2 separate regions of the Homo sapiens genome follow, and region 2 is linked to region 1. A link is a loop called in an ENCODE intact Hi-C map of the cell type or tissue named here. Cell type or tissue: IMR-90. All regions are shown on one strand.

What was found. A loop is a pair of places that touch in the nucleus more often than their neighbours do. Peaks named below come from ENCODE experiments on the same cell type or tissue, not always from the same donor. Only the 100,000 strongest peaks of a DNase experiment are listed, where the experiment ranks them.
Region 2: a loop joins it to region 1, with 2.3 times the contacts of the local background. A loop is called at or near these places in 10 of 110 quality-filtered maps.

What each region holds. Positions count from the first base shown.
Region 1 is chr10:95,180,482-95,188,481 of GRCh38, reverse strand. The region is part of intron 3 of LOC107984257 (a long non-coding RNA gene); the gene reads left to right. It also overlaps the pseudogene PAWRP1. Among named protein-coding and RNA genes, the nearest start is that of ACSM6, 9.8 kb to the left of the region's middle. RefSeq lists silencers at 4,259-4,308, 4,329-4,658, 4,849-5,148. In IMR-90, a CTCF peak has its summit at 4,697 (motif pointing left); DNase peaks (open chromatin) are centred at 4,721 and 6,561; H3K4me3 peaks cover 995 bases; H3K27ac peaks cover 386 bases; H3K27me3 peaks cover 205 bases.
Region 2 is chr10:95,128,521-95,136,520 of GRCh38, reverse strand. LOC107984257 (a long non-coding RNA gene) reads left to right here. Exons shown (of 10, transcript XR_007062253.1): 7 at 1-8,000. Among named protein-coding and RNA genes, the nearest start is that of ACSM6, 62 kb to the left of the region's middle. In IMR-90, a CTCF peak has its summit at 3,410 (motif pointing left); a DNase peak (open chromatin) is centred at 3,410.

The DNA of each region.
Region 1 (8,000 bases):
AAAATATACTTTTCTCTATGAAAAAACTTAAATAAGAGAATATGGAAAGGGAAAGAAATAAAAAATATATGAAGAAGGGTGAGATATAAACCTTTTTAACCTTTGAGACCACAGGTCATAGCATTCTTTACATGTGGTAGTGTCACATTTTTATGATATACCACATAGTGTAGTGTCAAACAGTGTGCCATACATTCTACCACGTACTACACATTCTACCACATGTGGTACACTCCATTCTTATACATTCTTATACATGTGGTAGTTTCACATTTCTTGCACCCTCACAAATAATTTTACAGAATCTTAGACTGTCAACATTGGAAGTAATCTTTATGTTGAACCCCTTATCCAGTGTTTAACTGTACTGATATAGATCAACCTCAGCAAGGAATTACTAATTTGATTTAAAAAGACATGTAGGTATTATTTCAGTGGGACAAATTCTGCTCAAGTGATGCACAAAATACATGGAAATATGAGCTGCTGCCAATACGGAAATATCCTATAGGATAGGTCAACAGACAAGACCCAGTTCTTTCCCTTACAAAACCTGTGACTTTCTAGAGGAGGCAAATTTATAACAAATTACCTGCAATTTAAGGCAATGAACTCAAATGCCCCATAAGCAGTATAAACAAAGTGCCACTGAAACACTTGCAGAGTGTACAGATTCCTTCTGGCTAATCTTGAAGATCAGAGCTACTTAACAGCGTGAAGGATAAGAGTTGGTCTCAGTCATAATCCTAAGCAAATTAATACAGGAATAGAAAAACCTAATACCGCACTTTCTCACTTATAAGTGGGAGCTAAACATAGAGCATCCATTGACATAAACATGGGAACAGTAGACACAGTGTACTAGAGTGGGGAAGGAGGGAGAGGAGCGTGGGTTGAAAAACGACCTACTGAGTACTATGCTCACTACTTAATTGCAGTATACCCATGTAACAAACCTGCACATGTACTCCCTGTATCTAAAATAAAAGTTAAAAAAAAAGTCCTCAGAAGGCTCAGGGGAATTTTGAGAGGCGAATGCGGCCATGAGCAAGGGTGGAGGTGGGAAATGCAAGACAGCTTAATTTATCCAAATGCTCAAAGATGCTAGGAAAAGAGAGGTTAGATGACCTATGAAAAATGCAGCCAAGATAGAAGCAACAACAACAACCAACAACAAAACCCCCAAAACTCTAAGAATAAACGTTTTCAAGACATTTGCCCTTTTAAAAGACTCAAAGGAAACAGAATAGGTTCTTTTGATTGGAAGTATTCAATTGGCCTAACACTGCCTAAATGATAGGGTTGTTCCTGAACACTGGACCTTTCCAGATCCCTCCATAGGTATCTGGGCCATGGTGATCAGAAGAAATTTATTAATACTTATCTTAATGGGAAGTGTCTGATCAACTCCCTTTTTCTCTTTCTCTCTCCCTGCCTTGGGTAAATCAAGAGATGACAAGTGACACATTTCACAAAGGAAATGACAATAATAATTCACCTCCTGGTCATATGTGATTCCCCCACTACAAACATTCCAGCAGAATATAGCCATTTATTTTGGTATCTGATGGGTTTCTTAGGGCTCTCATCAAACTGGCTGAACAGGGAATCCCTAGGGGCAGCCTGCCAGAGAAGAAGAAAAGGGATGACCCAGATGTTGCTAAAAATCAACAAACTCGAAATAACAGAGTGCAAAAGACATTTCACTTTTTTTCCGTAAGTTATAGGGGGTACAGGTGGTATTTGGTTACACAGACTAGTGCTAAAACCAACGATTAAGTATTAGTGTTCTTGGAGCTGTCAAGCTTTCACAAACATAAATAATGTACTCATAGGGAAACAAGGTTCACACAGGTTGGACCCCAAACTTGCAGAACTTGAAACAGGATCTTGCAGAGGGCTTCCAAGAATGCCCATGATGATTATTAAATAAGATTCCTTATGTTTTAAAAAACAACTTTATTGAAATAGAACTCATATAGCATACAACTTCCCCATTTCAGGCATACAATTCAATGGCTTTTAGTATATTCACAAATCCTTTTTTTTTCATATATATGTACCACACTTTATCCGTTCATCCGTTGATACTTAGGTTGATTTCATATTTTGGCTGTTGTGAATAGTGCTGCAATAAACTGGGAGTGCAGATGTCTCTTCGACATACTGATTTTCTTTCTTGTAGGCATATACCCAGCAGTGGGATTGCTGAATCATATGATAGTTCTATTTTTAGTTCTTTGAGGAACCTCCATGCAGTTTTCCATAGTGGATAAACTATTTTATGTTCCTACGAAGAGTGTTTGAGCGCTCCCATTTCTCTGTGTCCTTTTCAGCATTTGTTATTTTCTGAGTTTTTGACAATTGCCATTTTAATTGAGGTTAAATTATATTTTATTGTGGTTTTGATTTGGATTTATCTGATGATTAGTGATGTTAAACATGTTTGCATATAACTGTTGGCCATTTGTGTATCTTCTCTTGGGAAATGTCTATTGAAATCTTTTGCCCATTTTTAAATTGGATTATTTGGAATTTTTGTTTTTGAGTTCTTACGTATTCTTGTTAGTGATCCCTTGTTGGATGAATAGTTTGGAAAATTTTTCTCCCATTCTGTGGGTTGTCTCTTCACTTTATTTTTATTTTTATTGATGTGAAGAAGCTTTTTAGCTTGATGTAATTCTATTTATCAATTTTTGCATTCGTTACCCGTGCTTTTGAGGTCTTACTCAGGAAATCTTTGCCTAGACCAGTGTTCTAAAGTATTTCCCCTATGTTTTCTTCTAGTAGTTTCATAGTTTCCTACATGTAAGTTTTTAATTCATTTTGATTTGATTTTTATATATGATGAGGCATAGAAGTCTAGTTTTATTCTTCACGTGTCTCATTTTCCCAGTACCATTTATTGAAGAGACCATCTGTTTCCCAAGGTATGTTCCTGGTGCCTTGGTCAAAAATGAGTTGGTTGTAAATGCAAGGATTTATTTCTGGGTTCTCCATTCTGTTTCACTGGGCCGTGAAATCCTTACTTTTCGATATTATAAGTCACCATTTTCAGCTTTCCATCCTGTCAACCTTGCTGTATTTGGGCCAAGCAGGGCATGCAGGACCCAGAACTTGGTGTGGACAGGTGGGGCCAGAGCCCCTGTAGGCTGCTCAAGAAATCTGCACTGAGGTCTGCAGGGAGGACCAAATCCCCATAGATGATTCCACAAAAACACTGTTAGGTAAACCACAGTGTGAAACAGCTTGAGAAATAGAATCTGTGTCATATCCAACATTTACTCACACTCATAACTGCATGAGCGGGATACTTGAGCAGGAGGACCCAGAAGAACACCCTCTTCACCTGCATGTCCAGGTCCCCTTTGTGTCACCTAGGGCAAGAGGCTGGAAGGAGAGGCATCTGGGATAGGGGCAGGCTATGGTCGGGGCAGTGGGGTGGTAGGACCTGGACAGTGGGGGTGGTGGGGTTAGTGAAAGGTCTGGGGCAGGGCAGAGATCAGGAGGAACAGCATTCCAGCAGGGCTGGGAGACATGTCAGTAGGTTGGCAGACACAGGAGCAGGTGGCCTGGGACTCAGAGGAGCAGCTGGAGTTGGAGGAGAAGGGCTCTGTTTTCCTCCAGTCTTCTGCTTGGCTGCTGCATTAGCACCCCACTGCACCCCCAACACTCGTCTCTCCCTTGCCCTCACTTCCTGAGTCTTAAAACCAATTCCTTCATCCCCAGCATGCACCTTCCTAAGGACAGTTCCCCTCTGGATCCTTCCTAAGGTTCTAACTATTTATTTATTTATTGAGACAAGGCTTGCTCTGTCGCCCAGGCAGGAGTGCAGTGGCACCATCTCGGCTCACTGCAACCTCCGCCTCCCGGGTTCAAGCAATTCTCCTGCCTCAGCACACCCTAGTAGCTAGGATTACAGGCGCGCGCCACCACGCCCGGCTATTTTTTTGTATTTTATTTAGAGACGGGGCTTTGCCATGTTGGCCAGACTGGTCTCGAACTCCTGACGTCAGATGATCTACTCGCCTCTGAGCTTCTGATTTTTAATCCTTCCTAGCCCAGCTCCCCGCCATCCCCCCACCCCCGCCGTCCCCCCATTCTGCCTCACTTCCTCCTTTCCTGATTCCCACAATTTCCCACAATCAGTCTTGGCCTCAGATTCCCACCCTTCAGGTGCCAGGGTTCCTTGGGTCCTCCATCTCCCCTGATCCTCTCTGATTAGGGGCACGGGGTGTGAGTTGGAATTAAAGCCAGCGTTTGAGTCCTGGGGCTGGATTCTGCATTGGGTTCCGTTGTGTCATTGCACCTTCTCGTTTCCGCTCTTTCTGCCCTGCTTCCTCATCTTCAAAGTCATCTAAGATCCGCCAGCGGATGCTGACCCAGCCCGTGGAGCGCCGCTTCTCCGCACCTGCTGCTTCTCCATCTCTCCATCTTCTGCTCCTGGCCTTTTCCTGGCACTGGAGCCCGAGCTCTGAGCTCTTGCCCTTCTCTGGGGCCCCGTCCTGCTCCTCCTCGTCACCCTGGGGCGGCGGCCGGGGCCCCACGGGTCAGCGTGGCAGGGCCGACGGCGCAGTTCTCGCCCCGGGGCGGCGGCGGCGGCAGGTGCGGTGGGAGCGCCGCCTGGAGGTTGGTGTGGCGCTCATTGGTCGCGGAGGCCGCCGAGGTGTCCAGCGCCCAGGACCTGGGCTTCCTGTCTGCGTCGCTGCTGCCCCCTGCTGGGGCGGCGGGGCCCGGGTTCCGCTCTGCGGCGTGTTTTTGCGGGGCGCCTTCGCTCCTCCGGGAAGTCGGCGGTGCAGCCGCGGAGGCCGTTGTTGCTCTGGTAGCCGGTGGTTGTTTCATTCCCCTAGGGGCCGGCCGGGCTTTCGCCTCAGGCCGCCCACACCGGCTCCGGCCGCCGCCGCCTCTCGCTACCCGCGGCCCGGAGGAGGCGAGGGAACGACCTCCAGGCGCAGGGCGGCCGCCGCTCCCTCAGCAGCCGGCGGGGCAGAGGGAAAGACGCCGGGAAGCGTAAGGTCCCCGCCAGGCCCGAGGGTCGCCACGGACTTTGCCCTCTGGTTCCTGCCCAGGAGCAGCTGCCAGGTCCCCTCCCTGCCAAGCTTCTCCCCGAAAAGTTCTAAGGTTGTCAGGTCCGCCAGGAAGTGACATTTTTCTCCCCTCACTGTAAGGCTGGAAACTCTTGAATCCGGGCATTTTATGCATATTCTTAAATATGATGTTTCAGTCAAAGCCTTGATAATATAACCAATATTTCCGATTTTATCCTGCTTATAAAGAGCCGATATGTAAACGAAAATTAGAATATTTGTGAATAGTTTCCAAATTTTGGAGGGATCAAGTAGGGAGAAAAACCAAATGCTTCCACCTTTGTTTACAAGTGTGCTTTACCAAACTGATGTAAATTATAGATAACATCTGTGAGAAACCTTTCTTAAATCTAGAATACAACCAACAGTGTTTTAAATAAAAGTTATAAAAATATTATCTTAATTTCATAGATTTTTTGTTTTGCTTGATCTTGCTTAGCAGTTTTTTGAACCCTTAAGTTTATTAGAGTTCTAGGAATTTGTGTTTAGTTTATTTTTTTAAAACATTTGTTTTAATATATTTAAAGGGTATAAGTACAAGTTTCTTACATGCCTATATTGCATAGTGGTAAAGGCTGGGGTAGTTTATTGATCTGAAAGTTATCAGAAACCTGTGTTCAAGAGGACCTGTTAAGAGTTTTTTCCATGAAAAGCAAATTTGGACTATCGCTGATCGCAAATATTTTTCGAATTCAAAGCAGAACTGTGGATGATGGAAACAGAATAGCTATGATGAAAATCTGATGAAAGTTCCCAATTGACAAGGAAATTTAGTTACTTCTCTTACGTGCAGCATGTTAAGACAATAACCAGAATCATGACTGACAGCATCACATCAGGACCACCAGGCTTTTATAAATTTCATACAATCTTCAGAATGCATTAATAACATATTTATACAAATGTAACTTTAGCAAATATTTAGCGTAACAATCAAAATTATGAATCATTAAATTTTTATAAGTTTATATAATTTTTGGAACATGCGTGTCAATAACATACCTATAAATGTAACTGAAGTGGGATCTAATATCACATAATTTGACAATGCTCTCCCATGCAGTATCACAACATTTGACAATGCCCGCTCATACAGTCTACCAAATCTAATAATTTAATATCTCTACAAGGTGAGAGATCCATTCTTTAGACTCTCCAGGGACCCAGCTGAACAGTCCCGAAGTTAATTTTAAGACTTAATTTAGGATTTTTGACTCTGGGGAAACCTGTCAAAGATTGAAAACATTTGATCAAAACAGAATCACAGGTCACTGTTAAAAGAATAGTCATTTAACCAGAGACTTAAAAGCTATACAGAAAGTTATGTGGATATGAAAACTCGAACCCTTTTAAAGCTTAGTTTTCCTGAGTAATCAAAAAGGGTACTTGAATTTAATCAGACACAGGAAGAGTATGTACGGGGATATGAGTGTACACTGTATTTTAGAGGAATGTAAACAAGGAAATTAGTACCATGAGCCAGGGAATACATGGCTGTTAGTAACAGCATGGGAAGTTTCCTGGTTACATGGAACAACAATTTAGACATAGGAAGAAAAGCCAAAAGTACAGATTCAAGTTATGTTGGAGGAAAACATTGGTTTTCCAGACCTTCATGCTAACCATTTCAGTGTCAGGCCATAACAGCAGAACTAGAACCAGAGAAAAAATGTTACAGGAGTTGACAAAAATGTTGAAAGACAGAGCTACCACTGTTACCATTGTGGCCATGCAAAAAGATACACCTTTTTAAAGGGGGAGAAAACAGAAGGCAGTGGTTTATGACCTGCAATGTGGTACAGAGAAAGTTGAATTTCGGATATAAATCTGAGAAGTTTGAAAAAGAAAAATGTTACCTCTAGAAATGAAATGGCCATTCTGAAAGAAAGACACCGCATTTCCAATCTGAAACTAGGGAAGTTAGTTAGATCTCAGGAAGAATTAGAACTAGTTTAAATCTTCTATTAAATAAGATTTTAGAATTAAAAATAAAACCTCTTAAAATTTTACTAAGAGCAAATCAGTAAGCAAACTGTCATTCTAACATAGGGGACCAACTTATTTTGTTGTTTTGTATTAATGTATTTTAATGTCAAATTTCAATCTTTAGAAAGACTTCTGTTACCAAAATTACATCTTAATATCCATAACTTTCTTTACATCTGTCTCCTACTTACTAGTTCTTTTCTAGCTACTGTGAAACAACTTTTAAATGATCCCCAAATTCGATAAAAATATTCTTTTTCTCAATAAAATGTATTTTTTATGACTTTCTAATAATTTTTTTCTCACCAAGAACGCCTTATTTTTTGGCACATTGTATATATAGAATTATATGTACTAATTAAAAATTTTAACTCTTAGTAACCTTAAATTTTAGTGAAAATTTCCTTAATTTTTTAAGACGGAATCTCACTCTGTTGCCGAGGCTGGAGTGCAGTGGCATGATCTTGGCTCACTGCAACCTCCGCCTCCCGGGTTCAAGTGATTCTCCCACCTCGGCCTCCCAAGTAGCTGGGATTATGGGCATGCGCCACCACACCTGGCTAATTTTTTGTATTTTTGGTAAAGATGGGGCTTTGCCATGTTGGCCAGGCTGGTCTGGAACTCCTGACCTCAGATGATCTGCCCGCCTCAGCCTCCCAAAGTGCTGAGATTACAGAAATTTTATTTTTGTAATAAAAATAATTGTGAACCACCATGCCTAGCTGAAAGTAAGAAATTTTAAATTGTCTGTCACCTATCAGTATTTTATAGATAAGAACCATTTTATAATTTTTACAAACATATTCCCTAATATATATATATATATAATACACACACACACTTTTTTTTTTTTTCTTTTTTGAGACAGGGTCTGGCTCTGTCACCTGTGCTGGAGTGCAGTGGCACAGTCTCAGTTCACTGTAACCT
Region 2 (8,000 bases), 52 kb after region 1:
TTCACCAATGGCAGACATCCCTCCCCTCACCAAACTTGAGCTTCCCAGGTCAACCTCAGACTGCTGTGCCTACAGCGAGAATTTCATGCCAGTGGATCTTAGCTTGCTAGGCTCCATTCAAGTGGGACCCACCAAGCTATACCACTTGGCTCCCTGGCTTCAGTCCCCTTTCCAGGGGAGTGAATGGTTCTGTCTCAGTGGCATTCCAGGTGCCACCGTGTTATGAAAAAAAACTGCGGCTAGCTCAGTGTCTGCCCAAACGGCTGCCCACTTTTGTGCTTGAAATCCAGGGTCCTGGTGGTGTAGGCACTGGAGGGAATCTCCTGGCCTGGGGGTTGTGAAGACCATGGGGAAAACAGTATCTGGGTCGGAGTGCATCATTCCTCATGGCGCAGTCCCTCATGGCTCCCTTTGGGTAGGGGTGAGAATTCCCCGACGTTTTGCACTTCAAGGGTGAGGCGATGTCCCACCCTGCTTCTGCTCTCCCTCCATGGGCTGCACCCACTGTCCAACCAGTCCCATTGAGATGAACCAGGTGCCTCAGTTGGAAATGCAGAAATCACCACCTTCTGTGTCAGTCTCGCTGGGAGCTGCAGACTGGAGCTCTTCCTATTCAGCCATCTTGCCAGAAGTCCTCCATTTTTTTACATTGGTAGAGTATAACCCTCATTGACAAAATCAACCTTCTGTCAGAATAACACCTCATTCTCTGAGGCAAATGTACTTGTAACAGGCATAATAGAGCATCTGGCATGTTAGAAGTGTTGTAGATCTTGATGTGAATGGTGTTTATGAAAGTTTATACACGTGTAAATATTCATTAATGTTTATACTTAATATGATTGCTCTTAACTGCATTTATTTTATATTTCAACAGAGCAAAAGAAAACATGAAAGAACTAGATATGCAAAAAAATAAAATGACATACCAAGTATAGTGGTGCATGCCTGTAGCCCTAGCTTCTTGGGAAGCTGAGATGGGAGCATTGCTTCTGCTTAGGCATTTGAGTTATGCCTGGGTAACATAGGGAGACCCCATGTCTAAATAGAAATAAAAACAAGACACATAGAGAAGTTTGAGAATAAAATATAGACAACAGAATAAAACCCCACATTAACATAAATCTTGGAATTCTCTGAAAGTTGTATAACAGTAAATGTTACTACATATATATAGAAATAAATTCAAAGGTAAATAATACCAGCATAACAATATAAAATATTTTAAAATATTAAATGAACATTTTGCAACTAAAAATACACTAACTATAGCGAATTGCTTAATGAATGGGTTTAATACCAGATATTTCATAGCTAAATAATTCATAAATTGGAAAATAAATGAGAAAACAACATACAGTCTTAAGAAAAAAATATAGAGAAAAGGCAATGAAGAAGCTTATAGAGCTTAGGTTGAAATTAGACTTCCCAAGGAGAGATAAGATAGAATGGAGAAGAAGCTATTGAACAGATAAACACCTGGAATTTTTCAGAGCAGATTAAAGATATTGGGTTACATATTGGAGGAGAACTATGAGCCTGAAACCAGATATAAGAAAACATGTTTAGGCAGAAAATATTCAAAAGACTATAAAACACATATTAAAGAAAGTTCCTAAAAATTGAAAGAGAACAAAATGCATTTCCTTTCAAAGTAACAATACTATTGCTAACTTCTAAATAAAAGCAATGAAATTCAGAAGATGATAGAATAATATCATCTAAATGCTAAAAGGAAATAACTGCCAGTCTATAATACTTTATCCAGCAAAAAAAATTCTTTAATGATGAAGAAAAGAAAACCAGACAGGACTTCGATAAGAAAATACAGGACTTGAACAATACTATAATCAGTTGGACCTAACAGACACATGCAAAGCACTCCACACAACAGTAACAAAAAACCACATTTTTCTCAATGCATATGGAAACTTCTCCAAGATGCAACATATGTTAGTAATATATGAGTTTTAAAAAGTTATTTAGGCAGATAGTGAGAGCACAGGAGTCCTCAGTAAGGTTTTCCTTTTAATGAAAAGCAGCCCAAAATACTTTCTTTTCCTACAAATAGCAGACTGTAAAATGACTTGCAGACATAGAGAAACAAGCTGGAAGCTTGCACTGGTGAATGCCATCAGTTGTGCTAATAAGAAAAGGCTGCCTGGGACTGGGCACATTCAAAATGTCAGTTCCATCTTCCCTTCTCTTTGCCAGCCACATGTACAGTAAGGAGCAGGGAACATGGCATTAGTCAAGCAAAGATCCCATTTGCATAATAAGACGATTAGGATGGGATGGCCAGCTTCCCCATGCACTATGTAAACCTCACCCCTGGTCCAACCAATCTGTGGGCTCTATGTAAATTAGACACTGCTTCCTCAAGCCTGTCTGTAAAATCTGGTTCACTCTGCCATGGGGCAGAATTCTTATTTGGACGCCCCCTCTCTCACAAGAGAGAGAGCTATTCTCCTTTCTCTTTCTTTGGAAATAAAACTTCTACTCCTAAACTCACTCCTTGTGTGTGTCCATGCCCTTAGACTTCTTGTTGCAAGACGATGAACCTCAGGTATTTACCTTAGACAACAATGCATCTTCATACTGGGGGTGTGTCCAGGATCCCAAGGTACTTTCATTGGAATGTTGAATACAGGAGTGAAACTCAACTCTGTCCTTTCATTTCAAGGCTCTCAGCCTCCATTTTAGAATCAAATCATACCAAATACTGGGCTCCCTTCAGTCATTTAAAAATAATTAGCATGGCTGCCAGCTTTACAAGACATGGGGGAGAGGCTTGCTGGGGAAAACATGTAGAATCCCCCAGTACCCACACGTTGCTGGGCATATTGGCCATGTTTGAACCAGTTTTCTTTCAGAGGACCTAGCAATTGAATGGGGCTGGAAAAAGTTCTGAAGCAACTGAGGATTTCTGGCGGAAGCTACTCCCTGGTGTTGTTCAAAGGATTTGGACTGACCTCATCCTCTGACTGCCTGACAGAGTGTCAGCAACAGGATCTCCAGCTTTCATACTATAATTTCCTCCATTCCTGTCTGCAACCACCATGTCTCCCATCCTCTCTCTCTTTGTATGCAATGCCACAGCAATTTTACAGTTCAGGGAAGTAATCTTGTTAGGTAAGATCAGGAAATGCCATAGTAACTGAAGGTGTAGCTCAAGGGAATGCCGTTGTAATTTTCTAGGAATAGAGGGTCCCTCATCACAGTGAAGTCACTCTCTGCCCTTGGTCTGGAGAGCATATGGCATTTCCAGGTAACACTCTACCCTTGTCTGGAGAGCACATGGCATTTGAAGTTCACTCTCTGCCCTTGGTATGGAGAGCACATGACATGTCATGGTCACCCTGTGCCCTTAGTCTAGAGATCACATGGCATTTCAAGGTCAACAGCGCCACCTAGTGGGATGGGAATTCTCTCCATGAAGCACATTGTTGGTCCTCTGCCAAAACACTCTAGCCTCCAAATTCTCCTCCCTTTTTGTGCCCCTCTGCTAGAGACCAGGCTTCATGCTGCTTCTGTGAACAGGAAAACTCTGCCTTCAACAACAATTAGGAGTAAAATGTCCTCCAAAGACAAAGTTGTTTAGTTTCGATACTGTCCCATCAACTAGAAAACTGCCATTTGGTCCCTATGTTCTTTTAAGGCACCTATTCTGCCTCCAATTAAAATGGTACTGAAATAGTAAGGGGATTTTTTTTCTTTTTCTTTTTTAATTAAATTAATTATACTTTAAATTCTAGGGTACATGTGCACAACGTGCAGGTTTGTTACATATGTATACATGTGCCATGTTGGTGTGCTGCACCCATTAACTCGTCATTTACATTAGGTATATTTCCTAATGCTATCCCTCTCCCCTACCCCCACCCCATGACAGGCCCCAGTGTGTGATGTTCCCCTTCCTGTTCCAAGTGTTCTCACTGTTCAATTCCCACCTATGACTGAGAACATGTGGTGTTGGGTTTTTTGTTCTTGTGATTGATAGTTTGCTGAGAATGATGGTTTCCAGCTTCATCCATGTCACTACAAAGGACATGAACTCATCCTTTTTTATGGCTGCATAGTATTCCATGGTGTCTATGTGCCACATTTTCTTACTCCAGTCTATCATTGATGGACATTTGGGTTTGTTCCAAGTCTTTGCTATTGTAAATATACGTGTGCATGTGCCTTTATAGCAGCATAATTTATAATCCTTTGGGTATACGCCCAGTAGTGGAATGGCTGGGTCAAATGATATTTCTAGTTCTAGATCCTTTCTGCACAGCAAAAGAAACTACCATCAGAGTGAACAGGCAACCTACAGAATGGGAGAAAATTTTTGCAACCCTCTTGTCTGACAAAGGGCTAATATCCAGGATCTACAGAGAACTCAAACAAATTTACAAGAAAAAAAACAAACAACCCCATCAACAAGTGGGCAAAGGATACGAACAGACACTTCTCAAAAGAAGACATTTATGCAGCCAACAGACACATGAAAAAATGCTCATCATCACTGGCCATCAGAGAAATGCAAACCAAAACCACAGTGAGATACCATCTCACACCAGTTAGAATGGCAATCAGCAAGGGGATTTCAAGTTTGGAAGTTAATTGGAACCATTCTCTAAGGGTAAACGCTTTAACATGGGCCATAATAAGCAGGATATAGAGTTCAATCTAGCATGCACTATCCATTAAAGGAGCCTTGCTCAAATGCAAATATTATAGTTTTTCCCAAGATCCATCCTTCTAGGAGCCACAGAGGCCACATAAGTCTAGGAAGTCAAAGGGAAATCACAAGTGGAGGACTAGAGTCACATGGGTAAGCATGACTAATCTCAATTGCTTAGTTCCTCTGGTCCTGTATTTTTAAATGGCTGCAGGGTTGCAAGAATGCAGCCATGGGCAGCACATTAAATAAGGTGCTGGTACTCAGGAGCCAAGGAGGGAAATCAGTAGGTGGAGCATGCCACCACTGTCTTCCCCTCCACCCTAGGTCACACCAATAGGAAGGAGACTAAAGGGACATCTTTTTCATGCTTCCATTTCTAGATGAGTAACAGATCATCTTCGGCCTGTAGTCCTCTGGAGTGCATTTGAAAACACTGGGACTCTTTTTACCCTGAGATATGAAGAAAAGTGGCTTTTTTTTTCCCACAAAGGTGTGGCCTTCTTACCCACTTGAAACAGCCTAAACTGTGGAAGGAAGCTTTAATTTAAATTGTGTCCAAGAATTAGATCTTTTCTCCATATGGGAGGGAAAATGGCCCAAGGTCCATTATATACAAGATTTCTTTGCCCTATGAGAAAACCCAGACCTTTGCAAGCATTGCACAATTCACCCAGCCCTTCTAGCAATCATATCAGGAAGGCCCAAAGGGAATGATTCCCCAAGACTAGAAAAGCAACTTCCAGAGTGTATTAGTCTGTTTTTCACACTGCTGATAAAGATGATATACCCAAGACTAGGCAATTTACAAAAGAAAGAAAGAGGTTTAATTGGACTCACAGTTTCACATGGCTTGGGAGACCTCACAATCATGGTGGAAGGCAAGGAGGAGCAAGTCATATCTTACATGGATGGTGTCAGGCAAAGAGAAGAACATGTGCAGGGAAATTCCTCTTTTTAAAACTATCAGATCTCATGACACTTATTCACTATGACAAGAACAGCACAGGAACAACCTGCCCCCATGATTCAATTACCTCCCAGCAGGTCCCTCCCACAATACATGTGAATTCAAGATGAAATTTGTGTGGGGACACAGCCGAACCATATAATTCCACCACTGGTCCCTCCCAAATCTCCTGTCCTAACATTTCAAAACCAATGATGCCTTCCCAACAGTCCCCCAGAGTCTTAACTCATTTTAACATTAACTCAAAAGTACATAGTCCAAAGTCTGAAGTCTCATCTAAAACAAGGCAAGTCCCTTCTGCCTATGAGCCTGTAAAATTGAAAGCAAGTTAGTTACTTCCTAGATACAATGGGGGTACAGGCATTTCATAAATACAGCCATTCCAAATGGGAAACATTGACCTAAACAAATGGGCTTCAGGCTGCGGGGAAGTCTGAAGTCCAGTGGGGCAATCAAATCTTAAAGCTTCAAAATGATCTCCTTTGACTCCATGTCTCACATCCAGGTCACACTGATGCAAGAAGTGGGTTCACAAGATCTTGGTCAGCTCCACCCATGTGTCTTTGCAGAGTAAAGCCTCCTTTCTGGCTGCCTTAATTGGCTGAAGTTGAGTGACCATGAATTTTCCAGGTGCATGGTGCAAGCTGTTGGTGAATCTACCACTCTAGGGTCTGAAGGACAGTGGCCCTCTTCTCACAGCTCCACTAGGCAGTGCCCCAGTAGGGATACTGTTTGGGGGCTCCAACCCTACATTTGTCTTCTGCACTGCCCTAGCAGAGGTTCTCCATGACAGCCCCATCTCTGCAGCAAACTTCTGCCTGGACATCCAAGCATTTCCATACATCTTCTGAAATTTAGGTGGAGGTTCCCAAACTCCAGTTCTTGACTTCTGTGCACTGGCAGGCTCAACATAATGTGGACAAGGCTTGAGGCTTACACCCTCTGAAGCCACAGCTTGAGTTCTTTATTGGTCCCATTCAGCCATGGCTGTAGTGGCCAGGATGCAGGGCACCAGTCCCTAAGCTGCATAAAGCATGGGGACCTCAAGCCCAGCCCACAAAACCACTTTTTCTTTGTAGGACTCTGGACTTGTGTCAAGAAGGGCTGCTGTGAAGGCCTCTGAAATGCTCTAGAGACATTTTCCCCATTGTTTTGGGGATTAACTTTTGACTTCTCATTACTTATGTAAATTTATGCTGCTGGATTGGATTTCTCCTCAGAAAATAGGATTTTCTTTTCTATTGCATTGTCAGGCTACAAATTTTCTGAACTTTTATGCTCTATTTCCCTTTTAAAACTTAATGCCTTTAACAGCACCCAAGTCACCTCTTGAATGCTTTGCTGCTTAGAAATTTCTTTTGCCAGATAACTTAAATTCTCTCTCTCAGGTTCAAAGTTTCATGAATATCTAGGGTAGAGGCAAAAAGCTGCCAGTCTCTTTGCTAAAACATAACAAGAGTCACCTTTGTTCCAGTTCCCAAGAAGTTTATCTCCATCTGAGACTACCTCAGCCTGGGCCTTATTGTTCATATCACTATCAGCATTTTTGTTAAAGCCATTCAACAAGTCTCTGGAAGGTTTCAAACTTTCCCACATTTTCCTGTCTTCTTCTGAGTCCTCCAAACTGTTCTAACCTCTGCCTGTTACCCAGTTTCAAAGTTGCTTTCACATTTTGGGGTATCTTTTCTGTAGTGCCCCACTCTACTGGTACTAATTTACTGAATTAGTCCATTTTCACACTGCTGATAAAGACATACTTGAGACTGGGAAGAAAAAGAGATTTTAATGGAATTACAGTTCCACGTGGTGGGGGAGGCCTCACAATCATGGAAGAAGGCTAGGAGGAGCAACAGGCCAAAAAGGCTTGTGCAGAGAAACTCCCATTTTTAAAACCATCAGATCTCGTGAGACTTATTCACTATCACAAGAACAGCACAGGAAACACCTGACCCTATGATTCAATTACCTTTCACCAGGTCCCTCTCATAACACCTGGGAATTCAGGATGAGATTTGGGTGGGGACACAGCCAAACCATATCATGGAGAAATCATCTATTGAGTGTTACAGCCCTTCCAATCCCCCTTACCTGGGGCAACCTCCCACTGCACCACCAGGTGCTCTACCCCCACCACCTTAAAAACTCCCCATTTCTGCACCTTCACACTTATGCCTACAGGTAATGCCCAACAGAGGTGATGCCACAAGGGTTCAAGCTCCCTTCTTATTGCAGGACCTTAGGCAAATAAAGGGAGACTTAGGCAGATTTTTTATGACACTGTTAGGTATATAGAAGCTTTCCAAAACCTAACTCAGGTGTTTGACCTCTTGTGGAGGGATGTTATGCTGCTCCTAATCCAAA